Regions from separate parts of the Homo sapiens genome. Here regions 2 and 3 are each linked to region 1. Evidence: chromatin contacts called from ENCODE Hi-C or POLR2A ChIA-PET data. All regions are on one chromosome and are shown on one strand. The core of a region is the stretch at or near the end of the contact, and the rest is flanking DNA. Distances in the headings are between cores, read along the strand shown.

Region 1 (4,541 bases), core at 720-3,219:
TATATTTATATATATTTATATATATATTCATATATATTTATATATATATTTATATATATTTACATATATTTATATATATATTCATATATATTTATACATATTTATATACATTCATATATATTTATACATATATATATTTATATATATTTATATATATTTATATATATTTATATATATTTATATATATATTTATATATATTTATATATTTATATATATATTTGCATATATTTATATATATTTATATATTTTATATATATTTATATATATTTATATATTTATATATACATTTATATTTATATATATATTTATATATATTTATATATATATTTATATATAGATATATATAGTGATCCTGAATCTATATAGATAGAGAGAGAGCGAGACAGAGAAAGAAAGACAATTTGTTCCCCCAAAAGGTGGTATCATTTTTCATTGTCATGGGTAGTATATCAAAGTGTCAAATGACCACTCAGTACAACTCTGATTTTTCCTTGTATGACAGATAAGAGGCATTTGGCTGTCATTTGTAGTTTTTGATTACTAGTAAGGTCAAAATGCTTTTGTATGTTAAATAGTTATTTCTTCCTCTGTAAGTTCTTAGATCATTTTCTTTGTCCACTTTTATGTAGTAAGGATATTGACCCTTTGCTGGTTGCATATACAGTATTGCAAATGTTTTTCCGAATCTATATTTGTCTTTTGAATTTTTTCACAGTATTTCTTCTGGCTATTTTGCATGCCAATATTGATTCTAATATTTAGAAAAATAAATATTAGAATCAGTTTAGACCATTTCAAAAAAACCCCAACAAATCCATTGGGAGACTGATGGGTATTTTGTCAATTAAAAATATTAATGGCTATAATTTTCAACATGGACTCTGAAATCTAGAATCTCCCTCTGCAGTTCTTTCCTTTGCTAAAAAGCACTAAGCTAGCTATTTTGGAGATACTGCCTTCAGATCTATGAAAGAGAAACAAAACAACAACTACACAAAGCAGAATATGAATGAGCATCAGAGAATAGGATGGTAGTAGCTTTGGAGCTCAGAGTTTGAAAACAATGGCTGCTGAGTGGGACTTTGGGGCAGATGTGTGCTTGCTCATGAGCCAGTTGGTGTGCTTCAGTGGCATGACTAGTTGAACTTGGGGATTAGTAATTGAAAGTGCCACCTTCAATTACATCCTGTGCCTTCTTTAGGGTATGTCTATCTATTCAGATCCAGTAACAAACTCTGGTTTAGATCAGGGCAATGACTTGGTCCTATGAATTATGACCATCAAGATGTTTTCTTCACTCAAATAAAAGCAATGACCTGAGCTAACGTAACTCTACTAGGGAGAACGTCTGCTGACCTCTAAGATTTCCATCAAAATCATAGTTTGCCAAGGTGTAAGCTGACTGCATCCTTTATAGGCATGTGGCTCTGCCAGCTGGCAAGCCCTGGCCCCACTCTCCCCAGGCAACCAGCCAACAACCCAGCACTTGAAGCAAGATTCATGCCCACTGCAACATTTATTTTGCTTTATTTTTTGAGGTGTTAGCCACATTCTGTTAAGTGGGACCTTTGCAAAGTTTTTCAGGCATTTGGAAGTGCTCATTTTTCCATCAATTTCTAGTGAAAATGTATAGTTCTGTCACGTGTTTTCAGCAAGAGATCTGTAAAAAGACTGAAGTCTTTTTTTTTTTTCTTTACCTAACTCAATGTAGCAGAAATGAGGAAGGGGGATTGTCAGTCATTTCTAAGAACGACAATTTTCACTGCTTGACAATCTGAAATAGAAAATTCTAGCTATCTGATGATATGCCTTATGTACAGCTCACCCCCCAAATACAATGATAAGTGTTGAACAGCAGAGTTGAGGGCCCTTTGCTTAGGCATGATAATTTAGGGAAATAATTAGCTCATCAGAATTGGCTGGGTGCCCTGTTTTCATATTATACAGACAGAGTCACTGAACCACAACTCTGCTGCTTAGAAACAGGCACTAAAAGAAAGGGGGTGGGGGAAGTATGAATAGCCAGTTACCTGCATTCAATCATGAAGTGTACTTTACACTCAAGGATAAACTGATACATGTTAAATTATGCCTGAAGAAATGTCTGGAACAGCACTCAGGAGACCTGTTGGCTGGACTCTGCTCCTCCTCAGCCAGGTGACCTTAAACAAGATCCTAAGACTCTAAAAGGAGAGTCTGAACAGACAACTTCTAGGTTCTAAAGCTCTATGTTTTGGGGGCTTGATTGAAGAGCCACATTAATTACTTTTATTAATAGGTTCAAGTGTACCCTATTTTTTAAACATCCTTCTTCCAAACTATAAACTTACCGTTCATTAAGCACTTACTATCAGTTAGGTAATATACTGGGTTCAGCAGAGTATACCATCTGTCTCATTTTAAGCAGTTCACATTCTCCACATACCCACCAGATAAGGTAACAGAGACCTGGAGTAATGTGGAATCTGGAAAACTAGACGTGGCCCTTTCCAGATCCTTTGTTCTAAGAATGACTCCATGATATCTGGTTGGAGACTGCAAGCTGGGTTTCATGGAGAAACTGGCATTTGAAGAGAATCTTGAATGAATGGCAAGATTTCCAGAGATAGAGATGAAATGGAGGAAATTCTAGGCAGAGAACAGAATAAACACAGAAAGTTTAGGCAACATTTAAAGGATTCCCAAACGAAAACACCTAGAGACAACAAATCTAATCTGTTTGCCATTTAAGTTAGGGTATTAGTTTATCTGTTCCACAAATAGTCATTCAACACATACTCTGTATAACACACCATTCTTGGTGATAGAGGACATCCAAAGATGATGCTGGACATTCTAATATATGTTTAAACTAGGCATTTCATTTTGTTTTTGTTTTCTTTATTTTTTTGGGGACAGAATCCAGCTCTGTCACCCAGGCTGGAGTGCAGTGGCGCAATCTAGGCTTACTGCAGTCTTAACCTCCTGGGCTCAAGTGATCCTCCCACCCCAGCCTCCCAAGTAGCTGGGACTATAGGCATGCACCACCATGCCCAGCTAATTTTTGTATTCTTTTTGGTAGAGATGTGGTCTCGCCATGTTGCCCAAGCAGGTCTCGAACTCCTGGGCTCAAGCAACCCACCCACCTCAGCCTCCCAAAGTGTTAGGATTACAGGCATGAGCCACAACACCTGGTGGCATTTTAAATAATAAAAGAAATATATGCATATTTGTATAAAATATAGAAGAGGACAGATAACTAAATTTAAAATGACCTACCTTGTGTAAGCTTATAGATTTTGAAGGTAATGCCTCATCCAGCACACAGAATCAAATATATAAATTTGGATGGACACAGAAGCAATAACTAATTAGCTCAAAGCAACATTTAAATTGATCTTTCCAGTGAAAAGGCATTAGCAAAAGTAATCTAAAGAACACCTGTTTAGATGCACTAGCATCGACAATTAGGTTCTTCAGGGAACGAGGAGTTTCCAGCAGCCTTCACTCCAATAGTAGGCAATAGAGCTCAGCATTTTTATCACTGTAACCAAGAACATTTAAGGAGGCCAGAGGAAAATACTCAATCCACCTCTTAATTTCTAAGAGGAGGCAACTTCCTTAAGTCAGTCACTTAATTAGCATGGGCTGGGGCCAGGGGTAGGGATGCTCTGCAGGATTCGCTGCTTGACATTCTTCCCCTTTAAGAAATCTGGGCTCTAAACTTTTCAGTAAAAGAAAAAAAATTCAGTCCCAACAATGTAACCCAAGAAGGAGAAGGTGGTGAATCTGATTGGTGCAGAGGTAGAAGTGGCAAGTGTGGTGCCCCCATATGGTCTCTAATCTAGAGTAGCTAGTGCTGCCCATGCCGGGTCAGTCTGAAGCCACAAAGGCTGGCACTGCACAACTACAGGGAGCATCATTCACAGAGACCAAGGTGGGAATGTCAAGTGGGAAGCTTGGCTTCACTCCTTGCTGCCGCCTCTCTAGATGCCACCCTAATAATAATAATAGCAGCTAACATTTATTGAGCACTGACTAGATGCCATGTATTTTATGTGCGACATCTCATTGAGTCCTTGCAGCCACTCCACGACCTAGGTAACATTAATATCCCCATTTTATAGACAGTAGGGTGATCACACAATAAATTCGTTATCCCAAACAGGGCACCTTTTACATTTAAAAAAATTTTTTTTAGTAGAGATGAGGTCTCACTGAGTTGCGCAGGCTGGTCTCAAACTCCTGGATTCAAGTGATCCTCCCACCCTGGCCTCCCAAAGTGCTGGGATTATGGGTGTGAGTCACCACGCCCAGCCTCAAATAAGGCACTTTTGAGAGAGGAGGTGCTATTACTAATGACACTCGAACAACAGGTGTAAACCAGGTCTGACTCAGGCAAGGCAGAGCATGTAGTCACCCTCCACATAAGGGCCTTCAGGTGCAGGGCGCTGGCTTGCACAAGAACAAGGACGTGGCTGAGCCGGGATTCTTTGCAGTGTCAGCCACAGCGTGTTTCCACTGGGCAGCTTTATATCTTCGTCCTGGGCCTTTTGGAGTA
Region 2 (4,541 bases), core at 965-3,464, 340 kb after region 1:
AAGTGCTGGTGAGGGTGTGGAAACAACTAGAATTTTAATGCATTGCTGGCAGGAATACAAAATGGTACAGCCACTTTGAAAAACAGTTTGGTAGTTTCTCATAAAGTTAAACACACATTGATCACACAACTTAGTAATCCCACTACTAGATATTTACCCAAGAGATATGAAAACTTACGTTCACACAAATCCTGTATGGGAATGTTTGTAGAGCTTTTGTCACAATCACAGAAACTGGAAACATCCTAATGTCCTTCAGCTTGTGAACAGATAAACTGGCAAACCCATACAATGGAATACTACTGAGCAATAAAAAGGAACAACTACTGACACATGGATGAATCTCAGCTACATTATGCTATGTGAAGCAAGCCAGACTCAAAAGTCTAAATCCTGTATAATTCCATTTATATGATATTCTAGAAAAGACAAAACTATAGGCCCATAAAACACATCAGTAGTTGCCAAAGGGTGTGGGAATGAACTACTAAGGAGTTGGAGGAAATTCTGATGGTGATGGAATTATTCTATTACTTGAATCCAGTGAGGTTACTCTACTCATTTGTCAAAAACAATAAAACTGTACACCATAAAGGGTGAATGTTACTGTATGTAAATTATATTTCAATTTAAAAAAACTCAGTCTGACAGTTTGCATATTTTTAATTTTACTGACAACTTATGGAAAAGAAACATCTCTCTGCTTGCAACCTGTCAAGAAATACTTAACACCATGCTATGTTCTTTGCAGGCTTTTTTCTTTTTTTGTGAGACATATTCCCTGCCTGACAGAGGAGCTCATTAGGGAAACAAGTCTAAATATTAAAATAAGTTACAGAAAAAGGCCAGGCAAAAATAAATTAATTGAGTGATAAATCACAGAATACATTTTATATGTGTGGGAAATGAATGGCACATAATCTTGGAAAGGTCTTAGTGCTTCTCAACATTGCTGATCTTATATTATCTCTAACTTTCAAGTGAGGATGTTGAGACTTGGAGAGGACAAGTACTTTTTCCGTGATTCCCGAGCTATCAGGTGTCAAAGCTGAGATTCTAACCCACGCCTCTTCGCCCAAAACCTGACATTTTCTGCATGCGGCGATGGAACAACACAGAAGAGGTTACGACGGCGGCTACACAGTGTGATTTCAATGGACAGCAACGCCTCCTTACTCCCCAAACAACCCGCTCAACTACTTGGCACGAATCCTACACAGTAACACCATGATTATTGCCACGTTTCTTAAATTGAGCTCAACGGGGTCTTGGAATGTCAACTCCCGAGAAAGGAATCAGCGAGCCTTGTGGGGATATGGACCTACTTCTGACAAGTCTTGGTAGTAAGGAAGGCGCATGGGGCCAGCGCCGGAGCCAGGGTGCCACCGAAAAGGGTAAACACCAAGAAAGAAGACAGCCGAGGCGCTGAAGATACTCCTCTTCAATTACACCACTCAGCTCTGGGTCACAAGGCGGGGAACAGCGTACGAAAAACCCCTCCCCTGGCCCTTCTAGCCCCTTTGGTGAAAGATTTCCGTGGACTTTTCCCTGCCTCCGTCGCCAGTCCAGGGCTAAAACTGAGGCTCCTCTACAGGCGTGGCTGGGAGGAAAGTGGTGGTGCGCCTTAACAGCGCAAGCAGCCCGGGGCACGCCGGGGGAAGGCGCTGGGTAGTAGGGACCGCGGACGCACGAGGCCGGGCCAAGGCGCCCAGAGCCGGGCCGGGTAGGGCTCCGATGCCAGAGTGAAGGGGTCGACAGGGGAGAACGAACTCGGGAAATTCTCTCCGGTGACACCCTAAGTGTCGCATGATGCGTTAGTTGACTAGGGGCTCTCACTTTTCCCTCCTTTACTGACCTCGCAATCACTGACCACGCAATCGCTGCCCACGCCGCCACCTCACCTCTCCAGTTCTTGTACTGCGGGATGTAGTAGTATTTGTTCCCGAATTGGTCCGTGCCCACGTGCTCCTTCACTTCCCTTGACAGCGATCTCCACAAGGCGCGGAACAAATCCTGAGACCAACCCATGCCGTCCACCCAGTTTCCAGCGCTGCCAGCAGCGGGACCCGCAGTAGGGGTAATGCTCCAGCCGCCGACCCAGCCCACCGAGGCGGAGAAGTCAGGTCGGCCTCCATCCTGGAGCCCTTCTAGTAACGGCGCTCACCATTGGCCGGATATATCACCGACTGACCAATGGGAGACTCTGCTGTTCCAGTCCCGCCCCTGAGCTCTGTCATGGCGACGTCCAGTGCTCCAGCCGGTGTGAGGACACGATATGCTGGGGTTTTTGTCCGCACGCCAAACGGGTTTGGAGGACCCTCTTCGCCTTCGGAGAGCAGAGTCAACACGGAGGTAAAGAAAACCTTACTTTTTGGCTAACAGGCCAGTTAGAATCTGGACCAATGACTGTAAGCTTTGCCCCACACTTTCCCGTCTCATCGCTCTCCTGCCACCAAACTATTATTTGCCCTCTAATGCTGTGTGGCTTGCTAAAATAGGATCCCTTTTATTTACTGGTAACAACTTGCAGGCGGGGGGCGGCGGGGGTGGGGGGGGTTCCCCGGGGGTGGGGGGGGGGTTCCCCCGCGGGCTCAGGTGAAGACACTATAAACCTAAATAAGAATACTTCGTTGTACTGTATTCCTTCTCTCTTAAGTTACTCCAAAGAATAACTGCCCTCCACGGACTCGTTCATTCATTCAGTCTGCATATTTAGTGAATTCCTACAGTGTGCCAGGCAGCCTATTAAAGGCAGAGGACACAGGCCAGGAATTGAACAAAGTTCAGAATGACTAGAGCGGAGAATTGGGGTAGGGACCATTGACAAGAGATGAAGTAGACAGAAACTAGATGAGGAAGAGCCTTGTGTACTTGAGTAGAGGTGTGAAGATGAGAATAAGGTAACAGCTATTGCATTTTGTTTTCTGCTTGGAGAATGGGTTGCAACTGAGAACAAGAGTGGGAGCCAAGTTAGGTAACTGTTGTGATTACACTTGTCCGGGAGAGAGTTGTTGGAAGCCTGGGCCACAGAGTTGCCAAGTAGAATAAAGATAGTGGAGAGATTTGAACAACGTCTGAGAAATAGAATCAACAGGCCATGGAAATTGAGTGGATACGTGAATGACAAAAAGAGAAGAATGAATAATGATTCCCAGATCTATGCCTTGTATAAGAAGTTGAATGTTGGTAATATACTCTGAGAGAGGGTTTTCCAAAGGGAAGAAGCAAGTTGTACTTTTAATTTTGCCCACATTAATTGAGGAACCTGTGAAGATATTTACTTGGAGAACACAGTTGCTTATGAGTTCTGCGTTCTGGAGAAATTTAAATATTAGTTTCCAACATTTTATCCATTACGTTTTCAATGTTGTGAAATATCTCTGAGAGTTCCTTTAATGTGTTTTTTTTGCCAGTGTCACTTCCTCTGACACATCATCAGCCTTTCATCACAATCACTTTTCCTCATTTATGTCTATAAGTTCACCTTCACTGATTTCCTCAGTCTGCATATCTAGAATGTCTCAAATGGCGGCAGTGTCATTGTTGCCACAATCAGCATGTTCCCACAGGCAGCTTTTTTTTCATTTGCTCCATTTATGTTTAATGCAAGTTTCACTTCTAGTATTATCACTCTTCTTTAGTGCACTTTCATTCTTTTGGCCAATTTCCTCTTTTAATCTGTAAAATTCCATGTGGGTTTATCTCAAGGGCACAGAAATATTAATAACAAACCTCCATGCTTTGCAGCCTGTGTGTGAACTGAATAACAGATGCACAGTGACCAATCACCCATAGACTTTGAAAGAAGTAAAATTGCAAATTGGTCAATTTTGATTCATATGTTATTTATGTAATGATTTGTGAACTGAAAAGCTAGTAGCAAACTTTTATGCTATTTCTCACGGTTAATAAACTGTGGTAACTGAAATTCATATCAGACTGTGCCAAGTGAGGATTGCTTATACGTTTAAGACAAATAAAGTATTTAAAAATTAAAAAAATATTTTTTTTTTGAGGCAGGGTCTTGCTCTGTCACCCAGGCTGGAATGCAGTGGTGCAGTTACAGCTCACTGCAGCCTCGACTTTCCAGGCTCAAATGATCCTCCCATCTCATCCTCCTAAGTAGCTGGGACCACAGACATGTGCCCACACACCTAGCTAATTTTTAAATTTTTCGTAGAGATGGGGTCTCCCTATGTTTCCCATTCTGGTCTTGAACTCCTGGGCTGAAGTGATCCTCCTGCCTTTGCCTCCTAAAGTGCCGGGATTATATGTGCGAGCTACCACACAGCCTAAAATTTTTTTAAAAATATTTCCATCATTAAGTGATGTTTTTGCTTAAACAATTATATAGTTCCATTTTATTCATAGGAGATGTCTACTGTTCTTCCTTGTCATCATGTAAGAGCAAAAGGATGAACACTGATATGCAGTGTTCACAGTTTACACCCTCTAAAAAAACATTTTACAACTTTATTGAGGTATAATTGACATGCAATACCCTGCACATTAAATGAGAATATACAATTTGATGAATTTTG
Region 3 (4,541 bases), core at 1,283-3,782, 260 kb before region 1:
AAGGGGGGGGATAAACTATAAGGCATATAAGGCATACCTACTGTCTACCACCAGGAAGATGAAAGCATAATTTAGAGCAAAGCTCTACATATGAATTTGGATTTGTCCATGGCTACCCCAGGTGGCCTTGCCACAGCCACATTCTCCTCCTGGCAAGAGGCCCATATTCTCCTCCTGGTGGGCCCACTGACTAGATGTGGTATCTGAACCAGTTACTCTATCTTTTCTCATCTGCAAAATCAGAGGGCTGGACTGGAGCATTAAACACAGCCCATGCCCTTTTTCCCTCCCCAGATTTAACATTCCATAGTTCAATTTCTGAGGCTCCTGTGAATTCATTCTAACCAGGAACTCTCAGTGGGGAAAGAGGTATTTTAAAATAATCATTTTAGTTATTCCTTCAATCTCTGATTGCTCTTTTCTGGTGACCATGAAGGTAACTCCAGGTTTATGGGGGAAAAAATCATCCTTGATATCATTAGTGATCTGATTTTGTTTTTCACTTTCTAACAAGAAGTCCCTAAATAAACATATCTCCCTCTTCATAATTCCCCCATTCTTTAAAGATTCAAAATATCCAGGGACGGTCAGGTGCGGTGGCTCATGCCTGTAATCCTGGCAATTTGGGAGGCTGAGGCGGAATGGATCACGAGGTCAGGAGTTTGAGACCAGCCTGGCCAATATGGTGAAACCCCGTCTCTATTAAAAACATAAAAATTAGCCAGGTGTGGTGGCGTGCGCCTGTAGTCCCAGCTACTCAGGGGGCTGAAGTAGAAGAATTGCTTGAACCCAGGAGGCAGAGGTTGCAGTGAGCTGAGATTGTACCCCTGCACTCCAGCCTGGGTGACAGAGTGAGACTCCATCTGAAAAAACAAAACAACAACAACAACAAAAAAAAAAAAAAAAAAAAACCCACAAAATATCCAGGGACATCATATCCCCAGAGGCCCTGTGGGATTCCTTTTTAGGTTCTAGAAATACTCACAAAGGGCCTGTGAGATTCCTTCTTAGGTTCTAGAAAGAATGAGTCAAGGAATAAGCTCTCGTGCATATCCTATTTACCATGAATTCCAAATAACAAGAGAGCTCATGTTAATGGTTCTTTCTGCATCACATCTTTAAGATGAGGCAAATGGTGACAAAAATTAGCCAAATAACAAGAATTAAAAAAAAACAAAAAACTTCTGAACCATCACTATATAGCTTAAAAGCAATCTTCTATACCCTTTGCTTGTACAGTATTCTATGTTACCATGGTAGGTACATTTTCCTGTGATCCTATTATTTAAACATTATTAGTCACTGTAAGGGAGAATCCACAACTAAAACACCAGATTAATTATCCAATCAGGGGATTATACTCCCCATTCTTTAGGTAACTGGGGTATAACAATTTTGTTCACTGCTTTTTAATGGGAAGAAAGCAAATGTTAATAGAGATTCCATGAGAAAAATGAAACAAACTTTTTAGTTCTTGGTTTATCCAGTGATCTGTTCAGAAACTATAAGGAAGCAAACATCTATCTGCATGACGAACTCAAAATGTCCTTGGTATTCTGTTCTGCTGAAATCTAAAACTGGACTCTGGCCCGATCACTCCTCCTTTACCTATTTTTCTCAGAGTTATTAAAAGGAGCTAGAACTGCCCATCTATTATGAAAATGCAAACATCAATAAAAATTTATACTTCCTCTAAAAATTTAACCCTAACAACTGAATCTTCATTATACATGCTAGCTTTATTTAAGTCTCTTATTAGCAATAATTCTTCTCCCTTCATTCAAAGGAGAAACAGTGTCGTTAAGGCTGCAATTCAGAAAATGATTTTTTTTAATTGAAAGACACAAATTAGGCTGCTAAATGTACAGTCCATGCACCTTACATAGCAGTCTGGTTCAGCTGGGAATGACCACGTCTCTGAAATACAGTTCTCTCCTGAAGTCTAACAGATTTGTACTCCAAAGAGTCATTTACCTGCACTCAAAAATCCAATCAAACAAAAACAACCCTAAGAGGTGCCTTTATTTAGCAGTCTTTGATGTCCCAGGAAAGACTACCAGTCATGTACCTGCAGGCCCAGCTCCAGAGACACTTTCAAAAGAGTGATGTCTGGCAAACTGTCCATGAGAGTTGCTATTTTAAATGCATCTTGGGCAAGCTTGAAGATGTGTGATGAGGAGTGAATGTTTTTCTGGATGGATTCTAATACTGTTTCCAGCCTCCGAACATCGCCTGCAATGAACAAGGGAAAACCAAACCAAACCAAATCAAAGCAAAGCAAGACAAACAAATAAACAAAAATCATACAACCATACACACACACAGAGGGGGAAAAAAGAAACAAAACAAAACATAAAGCACAAGTTAATTTACCTAACATGTTCACAGATGGCACAGGTGTTACAACTAGGGCTCCCATAATTACTGCAATGTCTGTGAATCTCGGCTTCACAAAAAAAGATACACTGAGACACACCCTCAATGACTCAAAGCACATATGAACCAGGACCAACATGAGACAGCAACAGCTCTCCTAGTTCCTACTTATGTATTTTTGGTGAATATTTCAGGAAGAAAAAAATGTAACCCAACTTGTAAATCTGCTTCTGAATTTCAACCATTTATATTTTCTTAGCATGGTAACTAACCTGAACTCTGCTGGCAGCAAGTTAATGATGCAGGTAAATGAGGAAAATGCCACCTGTTTTGCCTTAAAAGCTAACATCTAAAGAAAAAGATCCCTTCAACCTATCTGACATTAACACCACTGCTGAGAATTTGATAGAAAACAAGACTTAAAAAAAATAAACAGGCAAACGAATGAAACAATTATGAGGCCTCAGGACAGTACAGTACCTTTGGCTGCAGTTAGCATGGTGGATGCCAGCTCACACTGCTGGGACTCAATGTGGCTTAGAGTGAACCAGCGAGGGTAGCGGTTGGGAACAACTGATGCAATGTGGTGTGGGCGGGTGAGGTCTCCTGATGGAGCAGTAGATTCCAATACTAGTAACCTATAATGAGAAGACAAGGAAGGTGGCCCCTAGTTATTTCTTGACCATGTCCTTGGCCAGAAAGACTGGCCAACAGAAGCCAGAGGAGTGGGTAGATGTTCAGGCCTCTACTCAAGTTCAGCAAGGGCTGGTACAGCTATACTCTGCTGTGTGGGTGCAAAATACCTAGATTTTTTGGACTACTAATTGTTTGCTAATAATAACTGTTCATCACCCAAACCTTGTTAGTTGTTCATCACCCAAACCTAAGAGATTTTCTTTCTTTAGCACCATTCAGAAAATTACAATATTCAAATAAATTAAGATACGCAAACACCGAAGAACTTTTAAACACAGGTCTTGATGTTTACCTACAAATTTTGAATTCTATGACTCAAAAAATAAATCAACAGAAACTGATAGTGAAATGGATATTTAAGACTGAGATCACAGTCAGGAAGCAGTGAGTACTTAAGATGAATAAGCTTAACCTATTTAAACATAAAACAAGAAGGGAAGTAAGACAAAAATTACCTCTTTTCCATCCATTCATACTTTCTGAACAATTAGTTTCTTATGACTCCAGGAATTTGACATTAGACTATGTTCTACCAACCATATTACAGAAGATAAATGTGACCTAAGTGTCTGTCCCTTGACAGTTTTGCATAAATTCAGAGTGATTTCTGATTTTTTATTAAGAATATACTGTCATGGCGAAACCCTGTTTCTACAAAATATAAATCAGTTGGGTGTGGTGGCATGTGCCTGTAATCCCAGCTACTTGGAAGGCTGAGATGGGAGGATCAGCTGAGCCTGGGAGCCATGATTACACCACACCGCACTCCAGCCAGGGCAACAGAGCAAAACCCTGTCTCAAAACAAATAAAAAAAGAATATGCTGATGAAAAAATTTCTAAAAGCAAAGCAAATATTTAGTAATCTCTTCTAAAAGTACCAAAAAGCTTAGTAGAGTACCTAAAGCTGAAATAATTTATTTACAACCATCAAAATGCCGGCCTTCAGTCAAGTACACCAGTGTTAAGAACTATGAAATAAGATAAGAGCTGGAGACCAAGAAGAGTCAGCTGGGTCTGGGAGTGATGCTGGCCTCAAGGCCCCACCCAAGAGCAATTATTGCCTGGTAAGCCAAATGGCTCATTCTCTTCTCCTTTTATTTAGGAACAAAAAGATGTCAGCAGTAGAGAAGGTGGCAAGGTAGGCAGTTAAGTAGTAAGAATAATGGCAGGGTTGCTATTTAGCTTTTTTTTTTTTAACTCAGAATATCCTCGTATTCACAGGCAGGTCTTGCCAGACTTACTGTAGAAGAAACTAATCAACATCCCTGGGAAGATGAGAAAATGAGTGCTGAAGATGACCTTCCTTAGCCTTCCTCTTCCAGAAGGACTAAGAAGCATGCGAGCTACATCTCTCTTTTCCTTCCTGTTCCCTGGGCTGCCTTGCAATACCTGGTGGGGCACATACCTGCCTTCCATGGCAGACCTTTGGCAGGATAGTAGTGGCAGATAGAAGAGAGAAAGTGGAAAA

The links. A loop is a pair of places that touch in the nucleus more often than their neighbours do. ChIA-PET counts read pairs that join two places held with the same protein, here RNA polymerase II (POLR2A). Pooled maps may share reads with other maps.
Region 2: a map of naive thymus-derived CD4-positive, alpha-beta T cell shows a loop between it and region 1 (2.2-fold over the local background). The contact joins the promoter of ERCC8 here to the enhancer-like site in region 1. A Hi-C loop is called at or near these places in 2 of 168 maps with a recorded cell type or tissue (PC-3 and naive thymus-derived CD4-positive, alpha-beta T cell) and 7 of 50 pooled maps. POLR2A ChIA-PET finds 5 or more read pairs at or near these places in 2 of 52 experiments (Panc1 and WTC11).
Region 3: a loop to region 1 is called in a pooled map, with 2.1 times the contacts of the local background. The contact joins two enhancer-like sites. A Hi-C loop is called at or near these places in 1 of 37 single-sample maps with no recorded cell type and 7 of 50 pooled maps. POLR2A ChIA-PET finds 5 or more read pairs at or near these places in 3 of 52 experiments (T-cell and activated T-cell).

Annotation. Positions count from the first base shown.
Region 1 is chr5:61,277,824-61,282,364 of GRCh38, reverse strand. No RefSeq gene overlaps it. Among named protein-coding and RNA genes, the nearest start is that of LINC02057, 15 kb to the right of the region's middle. Within about 2 kb of position 1,969, at least 9 of the 41 ENCODE cell types and tissues checked have a DNase peak (open chromatin) inside an H3K27ac peak, as active enhancers do.
Region 2 is chr5:60,942,743-60,947,283 of GRCh38, reverse strand. It overlaps ERCC8 (ERCC excision repair 8, CSA ubiquitin ligase complex subunit), which reads left to right and starts at 2,214. Exons shown (of 12, transcript NM_000082.4): 1 at 2,214-2,352. The coding sequence starts at 2,276. It overlaps NDUFAF2 (NADH:ubiquinone oxidoreductase complex assembly factor 2), which reads right to left and starts at 2,079. Exons shown (of 4, transcript NM_174889.5): 1 at 1,902-2,079. The coding sequence starts at 2,028. RefSeq lists an enhancer at 1,314-1,443.
Region 3 is chr5:61,537,287-61,541,827 of GRCh38, reverse strand. ZSWIM6 (zinc finger SWIM-type containing 6) reads right to left here. Exons shown (of 14, transcript NM_020928.2): 11 at 2,857-3,014; 12 at 2,069-2,232. Among named protein-coding and RNA genes, the nearest start is that of LINC03122, 98 kb to the left of the region's middle. Within about 2 kb of position 2,532, at least 2 of the 41 ENCODE cell types and tissues checked have a DNase peak (open chromatin) inside an H3K27ac peak, as active enhancers do.